Regions from separate parts of the Homo sapiens genome. Here region 1 is linked to region 2. The links are chromatin contacts, found by Hi-C or POLR2A ChIA-PET in ENCODE. All regions are on one chromosome and are shown on one strand. Each heading gives the region's core, a stretch centred on a gene start or an enhancer-like site at or near the end of the contact. The rest is flanking DNA. Distances are from core to core; before and after follow the strand shown. Region 1 overlaps LIPE-AS1 (LIPE antisense RNA 1). Region 2 overlaps MEGF8 (multiple EGF like domains 8).

Region 1 (3,590 bases), core at 165-2,664, 100 kb after region 2:
CAAGATCACGCCACTGCACTCCAGCCTGAGCGACAGAGCGAGACTCCATTTCAAACAAACAAACAAACAAACAAAACCCAAAACAATAATGTGGTCCGTGCTCTCTTTCTTTCTTTGGGCTCTTGGAGGGGTGGGGTGGGAGGACCAAGAGTGGATAAAATTGCACTTGCCTTTATACCAGAGGAGGCACTGTGAGGCAGCATCTCTTACATTTACCTTTCATTTATTTTTCTCCCCCAGATGGGTTTCACTTCTCTCTCTGTCCTGTTGGGGAACTTCCCAGCTGAGGACCTCCATGTGGTTTGGTGCTCGGTTGGGCGATGAGCATTGGGAGGGGAGCAGTTGTAGTGACTTCTCTCGGGCCTGCCATGCTCTGCCATGGAGGTGGAGTGACATGAAGTTTAGCTGCTTCACCTCAGTCTGCTCAAGAGTGGGGACTGCTGAGAGCAGTGAATGGGGGACAGTGGAATTGCAGCCTGGGATGTGAAACGGGGATCCTGTTACCTGCAGCTGTAGTCTTCACGTGTCCTCATCTTTTGTGACTCCCCTAGGGCCCTGAGCTGAGCAAGACAGACAAACAGGAGGAAGTATTAATCTTTCTGCTTCCATCTCATCCACTAGCAAGTTTGGAAGGCCAGTCCAGTTATACCCACTGCCTCGGGTGAGGACATCAGAGAGTTTTATGCAGCTCAGTTTTGGGGATGTTCACACACTCTGGCCTCAGGAAGATCCAGAAGTGAGGGAAAGGCTCTGGGCTGGGAGTGAGGAGGCCTTGTTCTGTGTCAGCTAAGCTACCGACGTTCTTTGTTACCATGAGAAAGTCACTCGCTCACTCTGGACGGGAGTTTTCTTATCTGTAAGCTGTTGGATTTGAGTGAGATCATCTTTTGTGTTCTCAAGTTCTGATTCTGTGATTAACAGTGGTAGGTTGAGGCAGGTGTGGCAGAGCCCCGAATGCTGCTTTTTCTGTCACATGTGCCTCCCTCCCCCAAAAGGAACAAGTAGTGAGTTTTATTTGCATCTCTTCTTGAATAGCTCTGTGTTTCTAAGGGCTGAAGAGGCCCACTGTGGGTGTGGTGAGGAGAGTCTGGAGGCAGGAGCTTCCTTTGGCTCTGGGGAAGGAGGCCCAGTTGGTAGCTTCCCTGCCATTGCACAGACTTCTTATGTTCCAGTAATAACATGACTTCCCTCCCTGTTCTGCCTGCCTCTCTAATATTCAGTTTCTAGAGTAGGCTATGATTGTTTTGATAGATTTCCCAACTGTTTCCTGCCTATGTGTCTTTGAAGCAAATAGCAGGAAATTCTTTTCATAGCCATCAGGGTCTCTGTTTCATATTTCCCCTTTTCCATAGAACCTGACAGATCCAGGGCACAGAGAGACACATGTGCATGTTCCAGCTCCCAGTATTCATACAGATATGGTGAAGGGTAGGTGGAGTTAGATTCTTACGGTTTGGTTAGTATTGTCCGGGGAGCTCCTGTAACACATGTGAGATTCTGTGTTCTGTGATAATGTCTTGTATGTCACTGCTACTTAAGAGTTTAAGGTGAAGCTTTGTGAGTGTATTACATGTGTCTGGTGCATGCGTGTGGGTCAGAATGTGGATCAGTGGCTGCTGATGTGCTGATGCTGAGAGGAAGTGATTTAGGAGCTGGGCTTGCTCTCTTTATGTTTCTGCTTTTTGTGCAATGTCCTGGTAACTTGTCAGAGGCTGGATAAGATGTTAGAAATTTTCTTAATCCAGTCTGAAATCTGCCTTGTTTTATTCCTGGGTATGAATCATGTGAGGGGTTGGGAGGTGGAGGATGAAATTCCCATACCTTCTGAATAGTCCAAGGTCAGTTCTCAGAAATCAGATGTTGGTTGTTTAGCCATCACACCCTTAGATTTATGAGTTGGACCTAGAGGATTTGATCGCTTCTGTGACAGAGGTATCATCCTGTTCCCAGAAAACTGGCGACACGTTGACATGCAGGAAATTGGTCAGATTTATGGCTTGTTTCTAACCAACATGTAGGCGTTCTGCCCTTTAAAAACAATTAAATTTCACTGATGTTTTTCATGTATCTAACAAGGGCCAGTTGCTGAATTCTCAAAGATAAATAAAATAAGCCGGGCGTGGTGGCTCACGCCTGTAATCCCAGCACTTTGGGAGGCCGAGGCAGGTGGATCACTAGGTCAGGAGTTCAAGACAAGCCTGGCCAAGATGGTGAAACCCCACTTCTACTAAAAATACAAAAATTAGCCGGGGTGGTGGCGGGCACCTGTAATCCCAGCTACTTGGGAGGCTGAGGCAGGAGAATCGCTTGAACCCAGGAGGCGGAGGTTGCAGTGAGCCGAGATCGCGCCACTGCACTCCAGCCTGGGCGACAGAGTGAGACTCCATCTCAAAAAAAAAAAAAAAAAAAAAGATAAATAAAATAGGATCTCTTTCCTCAGGAACAAACGGTTTGTCTTTTTTTGAACATGGACTTCTGGGGCTAATTCTCACAGTACCCAACTGTCTGTCTTGCAAGCCTTTGGGAGCTCTCAGAACCAGACAGGCTAGCTCAGTCATGCAGCAGCTGACACAGGAGAGTGGGGTGTGAGTCCAGCCCCTTGCCACTTTCTGACTCTCCCTTTTAGGACACAGTGGCCATGGGAAGGCAAGACACTGGGCTCCTTAAGAAAGGCTGTGGGGGGAATGTGGTGGAGGTGGCAACTGCAATTATCCCTCAGCTTGCCCCTCATCTCTCCAGATACAACAGCATGGCCTCAAGCACACCCAGAAGTGGAGAATGAGTGTATGTTCCCTGGGGGACCAGAAATGGATTTGTTAGTTGTTCTTACAAACTGTAGTAGTGAGATGGCAGGGCAATTTGAGCCTTGCGGAGTCATGAGTCATCCGTAGGGAACTATAATTACTTCTCTCCATTCAGACCAGGATGCTAGGCAGTAGTTAAATGGGGCAGGGCCAGGCACGGTGGCTCATGGCTTTAATCCCAGCAATTTGGGAGGCTGAAGTGGGAGGATTGCTTGAGGCCAAGAGTTTGAGACTAGCCTGGCCAACTTGGTGAAACCTTGTCTCTACTAAAAATATAAAAATTAAGGCTGGGCATGGTGGCTCATGCCTGTAATCCCTGTACTTTGGGAGGCCGAGGTGGGTGGATCACCTGAGGTCAGGAGTTTGAGACCAGCCTGGCCAACATGGTGAAACCCCCATCTCTACCAAAAATACAAAAATTTGCTGGGCGAGGTGGCACACGCCTATAATCCCAGCTACTCAGGAGGCTGAGGCAGGAGAATTGCTTGAACCCGGGAGGAGGAGGTTGCAGGGAGCTAAAATCTTGCCAGTGTACTCCAGCCTGGGTGACAGAGTGAGACTTTGTCTAAAAAAAAATATATATGTATATATATATATATTTATACACACACACACACGCACACATGCACAGATAGATAGACATAGATATCTATATATATAGGTATCTATCTATATATAAAAATTAGCTGGGCATGGTGGTGCACACTTGTAATCCTAGCTACTCGGGAGGCTGAGGCATGAGAATCACTTGAACCCAGCAGGTGGAGGTTGCAGTGAGCTGAGATC
Region 2 (3,469 bases), core at 450-2,949:
GCTTCTTCCTTCAACCTCCCAAACCTTTTCTGCTTCCCTCCTCTCTCTCTTTCTCTCTCTACTTATGGAACTTTTGGTTATAAGAAACAGACACTCCCTCGAGCTGGTTTTGTTATAAGGAAGTGTGGGTATTTGATGGACTCTGAGAGCAGGAAGTGTTTCTGCTCTGTTGCTCTCAGGCCACATGACCCGTAATCTCAGCTGTTCTCCACACTTCTCCATTGTCGGGTTTCTGTCGGTCTGATAGTCAACACACATGGCCTCAGATTGCAGCCTTGACTCCCAGTCTAGATGCCTTCTAATTCCAGAGACCACGTTCATCTCTGTGTTTGTCGGTTAGCTCACATTCTCGAGGAGAAACTCTGACTTAGTGCACGAGCTACATGTCCAGCCTTGGTGTAGTGGGATGTGGCCAGGGAGGGCTAGGAGCACGTGGTTCAAACGTGGCACGTCAGATCTAGGCCTCTTCTAGGCTGTGGGGTGGAGAGATGATTCCTGAAGGTGGGTGTGGCCTAGGCAGGCATGTGTGTACCCGTGACAGTCCACCCCTTGGAGTGCCTGGCACATGCTCTCTTGTTTCCAGAAACTCCATTCCAAAGACGCTTCCACCTGACATGATTAAACTGTCGTGGTGGCAGACAAAGGCATTCGCACCCCACCCCACTGCCCCCCCGTGGGAGATAAGACACATTCACCTCCCACTGTCACATGTGGAAGCAATGTCACTCAGCCAGAGCCCACTCCTCATTCATACCTCGATTATGCAAGACCCAATTGAGGCAAAACTGCTCACCATCCGACAACCCATGAACTAAGTGATCAGTCCAGCCACCACCCAGACACTAGTAGACAACAGTGCAGGGATGTGGGACACTTGCCATTTTGAGAGGTGGACTAAAGAAACCAACAGCACTTCGTGGAAATTCGAGACCAGGAGGGCAGGGTGTGGAGGACCAAGAATCCCACAGACCTTGGCATCCAGTGCCAGGAGCCCTGCCTGGGAGTGGTACATTAGCTCTCACCCGGAGGTAGTTTGCCTTGCGATCAAAAGCTCAGGCTGTGAAGTCAGTGGGATCTGGGTTTGACTCCAACTTGGCCACTTCCTGGCTGTTTGACTTTGGATGAGTGACTTCCCCTCTCCAAGACCTCAGGGAGAGTTTGCTAAAATGGGAATCATTTCACTAGATCCTGTCCCCTAGGGAGGTTGTACCAGTTAAATGGGGGAGAATTTACTTAGAGCATAGAGCAATGCCTGCCATTCAGGAAGCACTAAAAAATGGCTAATGATCATGATCATTGTTACTGTAATGAGCAGTGGTGAGAGGGCCAATCTGGCTGACCCAAGTCCTGCCACTGGGAGGATTCCCAGTCTCCACTGTATGGGACACACCAAGAGGGTGGCTGCGGGAGTTCCCCATGGGGGCTGTCAATGTGGCCAGAAGGGCAGAAGCCCCTGTGATTTTGGTCTGTGGTAAGCAGAGGCCTCTCGTCTCCAAGCCTGGGATCCTAATGGTAGTATGGGTTCTCCCCAGATATTATTGAAATTTCCATCATTTATCTTTGTGGGAGCTCCAGGGAGCAGAAGGCATACCCACAGTCCTGCGGGCATGCGCTGTTCCCCCAGCCTCTCGGTGCTTGCCAAGTTCTCACACGCCTGAAGAGCTGGGGCAGCTAAGGAGATGGGGGAGTGGCCAGGAGGGTGGCAAGGGGAAGAGGTGGGGCCAGTGAATTGGAGAGCACAGCCTGTCCCCAGGGGCCAGATGAGCATTGTTGATGGTGTATGTGAATGTGAGAGGGGACTTTTACCAGACTTTCTATGAAACCTCCTAGCTTTAAAGTGATGGCTTAGCTGGGTGGGGTGGCTCAGGCCTGTAATCCCAACACTTCAAGAAGCTGAGACAGATTGATTACTTGAGGCCAGGAGTTCGAGACCTGCCTGGGCAACATAGCAAGACCCTCATCTCTACAAAAAAAAAAAAAAAAAAATTAGCCAGGCATAGTGGTGTGTGTCTGTAGTCCCAGCTACTTGGGAGGCTGAGGTGGGAGGATCACTTGTGTCTGGGAGGTTGAGACTGCAGTGAGCCATTATTACAGCACTGCACTCCAGCCTGGGTGACAGAGCGAGACCCCGTCTCTAAAAAAAAAAAAAAAAAAAAAAAAAATTAGGCCAGGTGCAGTGGCTCACACCTGTAATCCCAGCACTTTGGGAGGCTGAGGTGGGTGGATCGTGAGGTCAGGAGTTCAAGACCAGCTTGACCAATATGGTGAAACCCTGTCTCTACTAAAAATACAAAAATTAACCAGGCATGGTGGCAGGTGCCTGTAATCCCAGCTACTCGGGAGGCTGAGGCAGGAGAGTCGCTTGAACCTGGGTGGCAGAGGTTGCAGTGAACTGAGATCGCACCACTGTACTCCAGCCTGGGTGACAGAGTGAGACTCCGTCTAAAGAAAAAAAAAGAAGTGTTGGCTTAGATTCCACCGCACAAATCAAACATAATAGGCGTGCAGGTGATACCTGTTATGATTTGGCTCAAGGGCTGCCTGATTCTAACCATCCCGCATTGTTCTTTTTTTCTTTTTTTGAAACAGAGTCTCGCTCTGTCGCCCAGGCTGTAGTGCAGTGGCATGATCTCGGCTCACTGCAGTCTCCACCTTCCAGGTTCAAGTGATTATCCTGCTTCAGCCTCCCAAGCATCTGGGACTATAGATGCACGCCACCACACCTGGCTAATTTTTGTATTTTTAGTAGAGACTGGGTGTCACCATATTGGCCAGGCTGGTCTCGAACTCCTGACTTTGTGATCCACCTGCCTCGGCCTCCCAAAGTGCTGGGATTACAGGCATGAGCCACCACGCCTGGCCCAGCATTGTTCTTTTTAATGGCTTTGGCCTGTGAGTCTGGGGCAGGCAGCGGAGACACTCCTTCTCTGGTCTGCCTCCTTCCTCTCATCCTCCCTCCCTCTCTTCAGCGAATTTATCATTGAGCACCTTCTTTCTGCTGGGTGCTTTGCTAGGCAGTGGGGAATGTCAGCAGATGAGCTAGAGTCCTGCTCTCAGAACTTATGTTCATACACCTTTTCCATGAACTCAGGAAATGCAGTGTATGGTGTTGGGCATCTTTGCATTTGGTCACTAGGGAGATTACAGCAGAAAGTGCTGTCCAGGACTGAGGATTCAGGGTTCTCTACCCCTCCCAGATTGTCCCACCATCTGCCAACAAGTGCCCTAAATTTAGATCTGGAAGCCCAGCCCAGCAGAGAATTTGCCTCTGGCAGTTCAGCAAGTCTCAGTGATTTGCAGGCCCCTCAGTGGGCTCAGAGCTCCAGCCACAGCAGTCAGGGTTTTCTATTTCAGGATTCCATGGTTGCTTTGCCTTTTCCTAAGTGCTTTCAGGCAGCCGGCCCAAATTAACCTCTTTCCTCTTATTCTTCACTTATGGCCCAAGCAATAAATAAAGTGCCTTATACAC

The links. A loop is a pair of places that touch in the nucleus more often than their neighbours do. ChIA-PET counts read pairs that join two places held with the same protein, here RNA polymerase II (POLR2A). Pooled maps may share reads with other maps.
Region 1: a pooled map shows a loop between it and region 2 (2.4-fold over the local background). The contact joins two enhancer-like sites. A Hi-C loop is called at or near these places in 1 of 50 pooled maps. POLR2A ChIA-PET finds 5 or more read pairs at or near these places in 2 of 52 experiments (H1 and WTC11).

The regions. Positions count from the first base shown.
Region 1 is chr19:42,465,702-42,469,291 of GRCh38, forward strand. All of the region lies in intron 1 of LIPE-AS1 (LIPE antisense RNA 1), which reads left to right. Among named protein-coding and RNA genes, the nearest start is that of CXCL17, 25 kb to the left of the region's middle. RefSeq lists enhancers at 1-436, 181-390. Within about 2 kb of position 1,415, at least 9 of the 41 ENCODE cell types and tissues checked have a DNase peak (open chromatin) inside an H3K27ac peak, as active enhancers do.
Region 2 is chr19:42,363,637-42,367,105 of GRCh38, forward strand. All of the region lies in intron 35 of MEGF8 (multiple EGF like domains 8), which reads left to right. Among named protein-coding and RNA genes, the nearest start is that of MIR8077, 14 kb to the left of the region's middle. Within about 2 kb of position 1,700, at least 5 of the 41 ENCODE cell types and tissues checked have a DNase peak (open chromatin) inside an H3K27ac peak, as active enhancers do.